2 separate regions of the Homo sapiens genome follow, and region 2 is linked to region 1. The links are chromatin loops, found by intact Hi-C in ENCODE. Cell type or tissue: ovary. All regions are shown on one strand. Each heading gives the region's core, and the rest is flanking DNA. Links, peaks and the distances in the headings are about the cores only.

Region 1 (5,380 bases), core at 150-5,149:
TCACAACACATCTTAACAGCTTATTTTGAATGTCCCTGCTGTTACGCATAAAATGATCATTCTAAAACTACAGCAACACAAAAAGTACTTTAATTCAAAGTCTATTAAGTAAATATAAAACATTTCATAAATCTGCTATATCATAAAATTTATTTATAAAAAGGTTTATAATAACACATAATAGAGAAAGTTTTTTCACTTCCATTCTATCCTTTAATTATTGCTGAAAAATGCTTTTAGTTTGAACTCACCCATTATGGCAAACAGCTCAACAATTTGAAAATTAGGAAAATGGTTCTCCCATCAGCATTCTTTATGGCCTGAGAAGATAAAACAGATCAGCATATTAATAAAAAGAAACAGAAAAGGAGCCAGGAAAAGAAAAAAAAAAGTCAGTTTAAATAATACTAATGAAAAATATACAATATGAATACTTTACACATTTCGCTAGGGGGAGGTGTTTTATATTGAAGGTTGATCATGTAGGCACCCCCTTGCCTAACACATACCAAAATTCCAGACTCCCAGAAGAAAAGCAGGTATTCAGCATAAACCATAGTGTTTGTACAAACCATTATCAGTTGGAGGCAGGAACTCTCCTGAAATCCAAGTTCTCAGGTGTCAGCCAAAGGCTAACTCCTAAGCAGGCCTTCTACAAATCAGCAATCAGGCCCACTACATTAACTCTTTTTCTATATAAACAGCAATAGGAAACTAATATGTTGGTTTAAAAAAAAAACTGCATAACGCAATAATTATAACTGTGTTGCTGGGTATACAATATATAATAATATAATTCACATAATATTAACAGCACACAGGAAAGGGAAAGGATAGAGTTACATAAAAGAAAGGTGTTTATGACCAAGTGCAGTGGCTCATGCCATAATCCCAGCACTTTGGGAGGCCTAGGCAGGCGGATTGCTTGAGCCCAGGAGTTCGAGACCAGCCTGTCCAACACGGTGAAACCCCATCTATACAAAAAAATACAAAAATTAGCCGGGTGCAGTAGTGCATGCCTGTAGCTCCCAGCTACTTGGGAGGCTTGAGGTGGGAGGATCACTTGAGCCTGGGAGGTTGAGGTTGCAGTGAGCTGTGGCACTCCAGTCTGGGCGACACAGCGAGACTGCCTAGAAGAAAAAAAAAAGTGTTTGTATACCATTGCAATTAAGTTGATATTACCTCAAACTATGTTATTATAAGATGTTAACTGTAATCCCCAGGTCAACTAGAAAATAAGATGAAAAATATGAGTGCCAACATGACACTATGAATGGAAAATTCCACAAACCTGTCCTCATGTGATATGTCACAGTCAAAAGGCAGATGCACAACTCAGTTTATTCAGCATCCCCCAGGAGAAAAGAGACCCTACCAGCCCCTTCCACTGTAATATATCTTTTCCATGCATGCCCAAATTCCCCCATGCAAGAGGCCTACAAGGGTAATAATAGAAACTTTGTTTCAGACACAAAATTATTTTAAAAATTGTTGGCTAGTACAGTGGCTCACACTTATAATACTAGCAATTTGGGGGGGCCAAGGTGGGAGGATCACGTGAGCCCAGGAGTTTGAGACCAGCCTGGGCAACATAGGGAGACTCCCATTTCCACCAAAAAAAAAAAAAAAAAAGATTTAAAAAACAAAATGCCAGGTGTAGTGGTGCATGCCTGTAGTCCCAGCTAACTGGAAGGCTAAAGTGGGAAGACTGCTTGAGCCAGGGAGGTCAACGCTGCAGTGAACTATGATTGTACTCCAGCCTGTGTGACAGAGCAAGACCCTGTCTCGAAAACATTTAAAAAATTGTATAAAATTACCTTTAGCTATATGAATAAGATGTATATGAAACATAAAAGAATTTCATGTTTAGACTTGGGTCCCTTTCCCAAGATACCTCACTATGTATATGCAAATATTACAAAACATGAAAAAAATCCAAAAAACTTCTGGTCCCAAACATTTTGACCTGAATATGTTGCCTACAACAGACACTTTTTTTGGGGGACAGGAGGAGGGTCTTGCTCTCTTTCCCAGGCTGAGGTGCACTGGCATGATCACAGCTCACTGCAGCCTTGATCTGCCAGGCTCAAGCAATCCTCCCACCTCAGCACCCCCGAGTAGATGGGACTACAGGTGCATGCTATCACACCCAGCTGATTTTTAAAAAAAGATTTTGTACAGATTACCCAGACTGGTCTCAAGCTCCTGGGCTAAAGTGATCCTCCCAGTTTGGCCTCCCTAAGTGCTGGGACTACGAACCACAACACCTGGTCCACATTTTAAATTCGAAGACAAAATAGGTTGACAGTAAAAGGATAGAAAAAGATATACTATGCAAACAGTAGTCAAAACAGACCTGCAGTGGCTACACCACTATCAGGCAAAACAGACACAAAAATTGTTGTGACAAACAGCATTTTATAATGAAAGATAGCCAATACATCAAAAAGATATAGCAATTATAAACTTATATGTACCTAACAACAGAATCGCAAAATACACAATGCAAAAAAGTATAAAATTCAAGGAAGAAACACAATTCAAAAATAAAAGTTGGAGATTTCAATGCCCTGCGTTCAATAACGGATAAAATAAGTAGACAGAAAATCAATGAGGAAATACAAGACTTGTACAACACTATAAACTACTAGGCTTAACAAACACCTACAGAATAATCAACCTCAAAACAGCAGAATATACACTCTTCTCAAATACATATAGGACATTTCCAAGACAGACCAAATATTAGGTAATAAAACAAATCTCAGTAACTACATGGATTGAAATCACACAAAGTGTGTTCTCTGACAAAAATGCAATAAAATTAGAAATTGGCAACACAAGGATATCTGGAAAATTCACAAATATGTGAAAATTAAAAAACATAAAAATAATCAATGGGTCACTAGAAGGCATAAGGAAAATTAGAAAATACTTTGAGATAAAAATGAAAACACATCAAAACAAAATGTATTGGATGCATCTAAAGATAAAATTTATAACTGTAAATATTTACATTGACAAACAAGAAGGATGTCAAATCAATAACCTAACCTTTGACCTTAAAATACTAGAAGATGAGGAACAATTTAAATCTGAAACAAGCTAAAGGAATAGGGAGTAGAAAATAAAAATACCACTGAAATTTAAAAAAAAAATCAAGAAAACAAAAATTGGCCCTTTGAAAAGATCAACAAAACTAACAAACTTTTAGCTAATCAAAAAAAGAAGAGGGAAAACACAAATAACTAAATTCAAGAATTCAAAAGGGAGCAATTACACCAACCTTTCAGAAATAAAAAGGATAAGAGAATACTGTTAACAACTGTACATCAACAAATTAGATGACTGAGATGACACAGACAAATTCCTAAAAAGAAACAAATTATCAAAATCGACTCATCAAGAAGAAATTAAGAATTTGAACAGACCTATAAAAAGTAAAAAGACTAAATTAGAAATGAAAAATTTCTCACAAATAAAAGCCCTGGACCAGATCACTTCAAACATTTACAGAATTTACAAAAACTGGTTTTAAAAAAAAAAAAAAAAAAAAAAGAAGGAACACTTCCCAATTCATTGTGAAGCCAGTATTACTCCAATACCAAAACCAGACAAAGCCATCACAAGATGAGAAAACTAAAGATCAATATCTCATCAATACAGATGCAAAAATCCTCAATAAAATACTAGCAAACCTAACCTAGAACATTAAAAAACAAATTATATACCATGCACATTTGGGATATATCCAACAAAATCAAGGTTGGTTCAGCACATAAAATCCAATCAATGTAAAAAACCACATTAACAGAACAAAGAACAAAAACCAGGCAGGCACAGTGGCTCATGCCTGTAATCCCAGCACTTTGGGAGGCTGAGGCAGGCGGATCACCTGAGGTCAGGAGTTCGAAATCAGCCTGGCCAACATGGCAAAACCCTGCCTCTACTAAAAATACAAAAATTAGCCAGGCATGGTGATGGGCACCTATAATCCCAGCTACTTGGGAGGCTGAGGCAGGTGACTCCCTTGAACCTGGGAGGCAGAGGTTGGCAGTGAGCAGAGATCATGCTGCACTGTACTCTAGCCCGCGCGACAGAGCGAGACTCTGTCTCAAGGAAAAAAAGAAAAAAAAGAAAAAAGAACAAAAACCAAATCATCTCAAAACATACAGAAAACACATGTGCCAAAATTCAACACCCTTTTATGCTCAAAAGATAACAAACAGAAGAGGACATAATCAAGTTGATTATGGTGAAAAACTTCATGGTGAAAAACAGGATACATTCCCAGTAAGGCCAGGAATATGGGGATGTCCACTCTTGCCACACATCTATTTAATATTGTACTAGAGGTTCTAGTCAGAAGACGAGGCAAGAAAATGAAATAAACGGAATCCAGACTGGATAAGAAGTAAAACTATACCCATTTGCAAGTGACATAATCTTAGATACAGGAAAACCTAAGAAACAAACAAAAACAGTATTAGAATCAATAAACACGTTCAGCACAGATGCAGGATACAAGGTCAACATTCAAAAATCAATTATATTTCTATACATTAGCAATAAACATTCTGGAAATAAAATTAAGAAATCAATTTCATTTACAATACCACCAAAAAAAATAAAGTACTTAGGAACATATTTAACAACAACAAAAAAATGCAGCTTGCACTCTAAAAACTACAAAACACTGTTGAAAGAAATTAAAGTAGACCTAAATATACAGAAAGACATCCCATATTCATGAATGGGAAAACAATATTTTTAAGATAGCAATACTCCCAAAGTTATCTACAGATTCAATGAACTCTCTATCAAAATTCCAATGGCCTCTTTTAGCAGAAACGGAAAACTGATCCTTAAATTCATATGAAACTGCAATAGGCACTGAATAGCCACAACAATACTGAAAAAGAAAAATAAAGATGCTCAGTATCATCTGTCATCAGGGAAATGCCAATAAAAATCAAAATGACATACTACCTCACATCCAGTAGGATGACTATAATCAAAAAGAAAGACAATGACAGGTGGTAATGAAGATGTGAAGAAATATGAGCCACTGTTTCCACTCCTATTGTATATACCCAAGAGAACTGAAAGCACACAACCACACAAAACCCTGTAAATTCAATGCAGCACTATTTATAAGAACCCAAATGTCCATCAACTGATGAAGAGAGAAACATGTCCTATATCCATATGATGAAATATTATTGACCATGTGTGGTGGCTTACAGATTACATCTGTAATCCCAGCACTTTGGGAAGCTGAGATAATTGGATCACTTGAGGTCAGGAGTTTGAGACCAGTCTGTCCAATGTGATGAAACCCTATCTCTACTAAAAACACAAAAATTAGCTGGGCATGGTG
Region 2 (5,380 bases), core at 295-5,294, 120 kb after region 1:
GTACTGATCTAGAACGGGAGGACAAGGACAGTGAGTCGCTGGGGCTCTTTCTCTTCCCTCAGCCCTGTTTCCCAGTTCCTCCAGGAACCTTACTGACGGCAAGCTTTGTGCTGGCTTCCATTCTGAAGTGGAGGCTCCTGGCTGGGTGTTGCCTGGACACTTTGTTCCTGGTGGGCACTGTGCACTCAGAAGAAGGCTGGGCCAAAATGGGTCTGTACTCGTTTCCAGTGGTAGTTCATCAATAAGGAAGATCACTGAGGCTGTGATCTTCCAGACAGGGTTGTGAAAATAACTAGGAATGAAAAAAGTAGCTGGATCAAAGGTTACAAAGGGTTGGATACATTGGCTCACACTTGTAATCCCAGCACTTTGGGAGGCTGAAGTGGAGGATCACTTGAGGCCAGGAGTTTGAGACTAGCCTGAGCAACATAGTGAGATTCCATTTCTACAAAAAAAAATCTAGTAAGACTATATTTTAAAAAATGCAATCAAGGTATTAACTGGGGGGAAAAAAGAAAGAAAGAAAAAAAAGGGTTACAGAGAACCCTGCTTGACTGAAGGGACTTCGCACACTGCCATTTTACCCACACACTGATAGAAGAAAATGCTTCAAGGAGAACTCATTTACCCAGATAACTTCCTTTAATTAGGAAATTTCAAAAAATTCCCTGAATGGTTTAGATAATATGTTTGTCCAATCATGACTTCACAAGGGATCTGAAGCAACGTAGTTCTGGTCCAGAACTGTCAGTGCTGAGGAGATTCCCAGTGTCCACAGCTGCTGCTCCCAAGCTCACTGCTGGTCTTTCTCTAGACTCTCTTCCTGGGCATTAACTTGAAAGAAGCTGAAGTTTGTTAGCTCTGTGACTCTACCTGGAGCTCCAGCCTTACACATCCCAATCAGGATGGGGCATCTCCCTGGCTCGACAAGCCACAGGGGCTCCAAAACTGCCTGACTTTTCATCTCCCACTCCCATGGAACGTTCTCATACACAGTGTTCTGTTACTGGCACTGTTGCTCCACCACTCACCCAGGCCTAGCCTCCTGCCTCTCTAACAGCCAATGGCGACCAAGTCCTAGCAGTCCTATCTCTAAAGGTCCTCGCTATCTGTCATCTCCCCTTCATTTTCCCAGTTACTCCAGTTACTGTCCTACTGAAGGACCCCCATCCCATCTGGGCTACTATAACCACATGGACCATCCCTTGCTTCAATCATAGAATTCTTTCTTCAGATCAAAGTATATTCAGACACTCGATACAGTAACAAAAGCAAGCTATCCTGGAAGGAAGAAGGAATCAGGAGGCAGAGGTATGAAATATCTGTGGCCTGTATCTCACCTTCTGGGTGAGGTAGACTCCTGCCTCATCTCTTCCCTGGAATTCCTGGGGTTCCCTGAATACACACCATGAAGTTTCCATTTTTGAGATGGATTATTTCTTCTGCTCACAGTGTCTTTCTTTCTTGTCTGCCCAGCACATGGTTAAAGCATGAGATGTGAAACCAGGAAGAACCAGGTCTGAACCTTAGCTCCACCAGTGGTAGCTTCAAACCTTGGTCCTTTCTGAGCCTGCTTCTTCAACCGTAAGGTAAAAATAATATCAGTACTTATGTTATACACCTGTTCACGGCGTTAAATAATGCTATATTTAAGTTGCTTAGCAGAGAGATGGTAAGCACTCAACAAATGTTCACACATCATAATTTTCCTCACCCTTCATGAGTCAACTGGACAGCAACTCCTCCACGAAGCTTTCCCCAATCTCCTCCAGCTGTGTCCCCAGTGAAATCTACCACACTGCATTTATAGTCAGGAGGCACCATTCTGCCTCCCTCCTCACACTGTGACCTCTTTAAGGGCAGAGGCTATCTTGTTCATCTTTGGTTCTCTGCTATTCAGTAGTATCCATCACTTAGTAGAGCTCAGTGTTCACTGAATTAGTTAATTAACAAAAAAGGGAGGAAGTATGATCATTCATTAATGAAATGTATCGAACATGTACTGTGTGACAGACAATGTGCTGGCTGCTGGGGATACATCTGTGAATAAACAGAGGGAGTTCTTGCCCTCATGGGGCTCCCATTCTAATGAGGAGGATACACTCAATAAACAACCACATGTATAGTATACTAGATAATGCAAAGTGCTTTGGGAAAAAATAAAGCAGATTAGGGGTAACAAGGCAAGAAGCAGTTGTTGCTCTTTTTTTATTTTATTTTTTTCAAAATGGAGTCTGACTCTGTCACCCAGGCTGGAGTGCTATGGCGCGATCTCAGCTCACTCCAACCTTCACCTCTCAGGTTCGAGTGATTCTCCCGCCTCAGCCTCCCAAGTAGCTGGGATTACAGGCGCCCGCCACCATACCCGGCTAATTCTTTTTGTATTTTTAGTAGAGACGGGGTTTCACCATGTTGGCCAGGCTGGTCTCGAACTCCTGACCTCAGGTGATCTGCCTGCCTTGACCTCCCAAAGTGCTGGAATAACAGGCGTGAGCCACTGAGACTGACCTTGTTGCTGTTTATGTTAGGTCAGGGAAGGCCTCACAGAAAAGGTGACGTCTGAACAGAGAGCTGAAGAAAGTGAGGAAGAAGGCACATGGACATTAGAGGGTGGGAAGATAGGGAAGAGCACAACCCAGATCAAGGGAGAAGCCAAGTGTAAAGGCCCTGAGGGGAGAGCGTGCTGCACGGGAGGCCAGCCAGCGGGGGCCGGGGCTGGAGTGCTACGAGATGAGGGCAGAGAAGCAGTGGGGCGGGGGTCCTGTGGGGTGCAGATCGTGGGTCATGTGGGGCTCTACCATTCCTTCATGAAGATGTGCATGATTATTGCTTGATTACTTTCTTGGGCATCTTGAAAATCCTGTCCTCCTACCTATGTTAAAATGCAGCAGAAAGGAAAAGTCCTAGCCTTACTCAGTCTTAATGAGTACAAATGAAGTTGTTTTACATTAATATCTAAATCTCAATGGTTTGAGTTCTCACCTGTGCAAATGTAGAATGTCCCAGCTCCGGGAAAATCCTTTTCCCCTTAGTATTTCTAGGAATCCTAGGGGCATGTGCATGGTTGTATGATCCTAAACCAGTTGCCAGGGCTGGTCAGGTCATGCTTTGGCAGCATCAGGCTCCAGTGGTCCTACAGACACACCACAGTAGGGTGCTCCACTCACCTCACCAGCCCCTAGGTCATCCAGAGGATTTATCATTATTCTGAGACTCCACAGGGCCTTGCCTGTGGATCCAGAAAGCTACCACTGTGCCTCAATACAAGACACTACTCTTGGCAGGTGAGAACATTCCGTCTGGGTTTGGATGAGAAGGGCCGTTCCACAGCAACATTTTTTGAACTCCAGTGTTACAGTGTCTATGGACACAGCTTTTAGTTCACACCTAGAGCCCTTCTCTCCCCAGGGAGCAAACTTACCTTCAAGTTGGCTGGTTTGGGACATACCTGGACAGCAGCTTGCCTCCAACCTTCTATCTTCTTGGGAAGCTGGGCTTGCTATCAGACTGGTCCTTTTCTTATGGTAGATTTTCTCTTGAGGCTCCCATTAGTCTCTGCAAGTGGGCCTCCGCCTGGGCCACTCCAGCACATTAGACCTGTCAGTAGTCAAAGCCAAGAGTGCACAAAGTTCCCAACTTTTTCCCAGGATCCCCAGGCCCAACAAAAATCAATGAATGTGATGCCTGAGGAGGATTATTGCCTAACTACGTACCAGTACTGTTGAATCCCATCTCCTACTCAGCTGGGACCCACTGAAGTTCTTCCTCAGGATATTAGCTTTATCAACATCCCAAGGTTTTCCATTTCTTATTCAAGGTGTGACTACACTGAGCAGTAACAGCAAAACCTGAAAGAGAATGGATACAGGTGTTCATTTCAGATGGTACAAGTTTAACAAAGTACAAGAGCAACTTAAGGTTTGACACAAAAACTCTAAGCATATATTTAAATCCTAGTATTTCATCCAGAAAACACCACAGCATAACTGAGAGCACTGGAGGCAGAAATAATTCAGTTTAGATCCATGGATTGCTTGCTATTTACTGTGTGACTCTGGGTAGCCACTTACTTTAAATCTATTTTTCCCACTTATAGAAAGGTAATGATGACCACTTGTTGGAAAACTTGAGGGTAATACTTGTAAAGGTCATAGTAAGACCCAACAACTTGGGCCCAACACCTGGTAGGCACAAAGTCTGTTCTGCTTCCTTTCCCTTTCTGTAGAGAAATGCACAGGATATTCCTTATATGCCACTTATGTTATGGGATTGACATAGGTTTTGTCCCTCATGCTATGGGATTGATTAGGTTTTGCTCTAAAAAGCTTTAAAAAAGAAAATTCATTACTATAAGATCAACTCGATTCCAACTTAATCTTATAGTAACTCTAAGGTATGATTATGCTGCAATTCTAGTGTATTTGATTTTTATTTCATATTGAATATCATTATATTCTCAATAAACCCTTAACAGGCTTTAACTGTCTCATAGCTTTCTCTCTGATTTCCTCGATAAAAACAAAATAGCAATAATTAAGAAAGATCAGAAAATAAAAGCCAAGGAATGAAAAGTCTGAATAAAAGCTATTGCATACTCTACATAGAAAAGATCTAGCTGATATGGTGATCAGGAAGGCACACAGGATCTGGAATCAGGAGACCTGAGCTTGAATTGACTCAGCCACTCTGTAGATGGGAGGCATCTTGGTCTCTATGGGACATTTTCCTCATCTAAGATGCAAATATCATCTCACAGAATTATAATCGGTGTCAAATGACAAGTGCTATATGTTAGTTCAGTTCAACAAGCCAAATAGAGACAATCAGACAGACCTGGTCCCTGCCCCAGGGAGCTCACAGTCTCTTTGACCTGGGCCCTACTTTTTCCCTGATCTGGTTTTTAGTAGAGGCCAGCTTGGAATTGCTGCTCATGACTACATTGATTGACTTCCAGGAGAGCCTTCGAAACACCAGTGCTCACTGACCTAACCTTCTCTGCTGGTCTTACATAGAACTGGTCTGGGGAACTCACTCAATTTCCATGCTATCTCTAGCCAAAATACTTAACTTCTTGCACAAAAATCATAAAATAAAGAATTACAAATAAATCACTCCCCCTGCAAACTCAAAGATCAGGCTCATCCCCTCTCCTGACTGTGTGGCAATATCATCCTTTGCCCAAAAGAGATCCTCTCATACTGGAGACCAAACTCCAGGTCACTTTATTGCCAGTCCTGTGTGTTTACATGCCATCATAATAAAATTTACAAAGTGTTTTCCCTAAAGCCTCGCCCACTGCTACCCAGGTCAAGTAGAACCAAAGGATATCTAGCTGTCTGTCCTTGGGACTGACACACCCTGAATCTCTCCTCTCGCATTT

Evidence for each region. Hi-C counts contacts between places; a loop is a spot of excess contacts. Peaks named below come from ENCODE experiments on the same cell type or tissue, not always from the same donor. Only the 100,000 strongest peaks of a DNase experiment are listed, where the experiment ranks them.
Region 2: it touches region 1 in a loop (2.7-fold over the local background); 24 of 110 quality-filtered maps call a loop at or near these places.

What each region holds. Positions count from the first base shown.
Region 1 is chr2:127,342,875-127,348,254 of GRCh38, forward strand. It overlaps MAP3K2 (mitogen-activated protein kinase kinase kinase 2), which reads right to left. Exons shown (of 17, transcript NM_001371910.2): 2 at 252-320. The coding sequence starts at 255. Among named protein-coding and RNA genes, the nearest start is that of MAP3K2-DT, 42 kb to the right of the region's middle. In ovary, for the core only: no CTCF peak of the experiment used is centred there; no DNase peak of the experiment used is centred there.
Region 2 is chr2:127,466,538-127,471,917 of GRCh38, forward strand. No RefSeq gene overlaps it. Among named protein-coding and RNA genes, the nearest start is that of MIR4783, 46 kb to the left of the region's middle. In ovary, for the core only: no CTCF peak of the experiment used is centred there; a DNase peak (open chromatin) is centred at 2,725.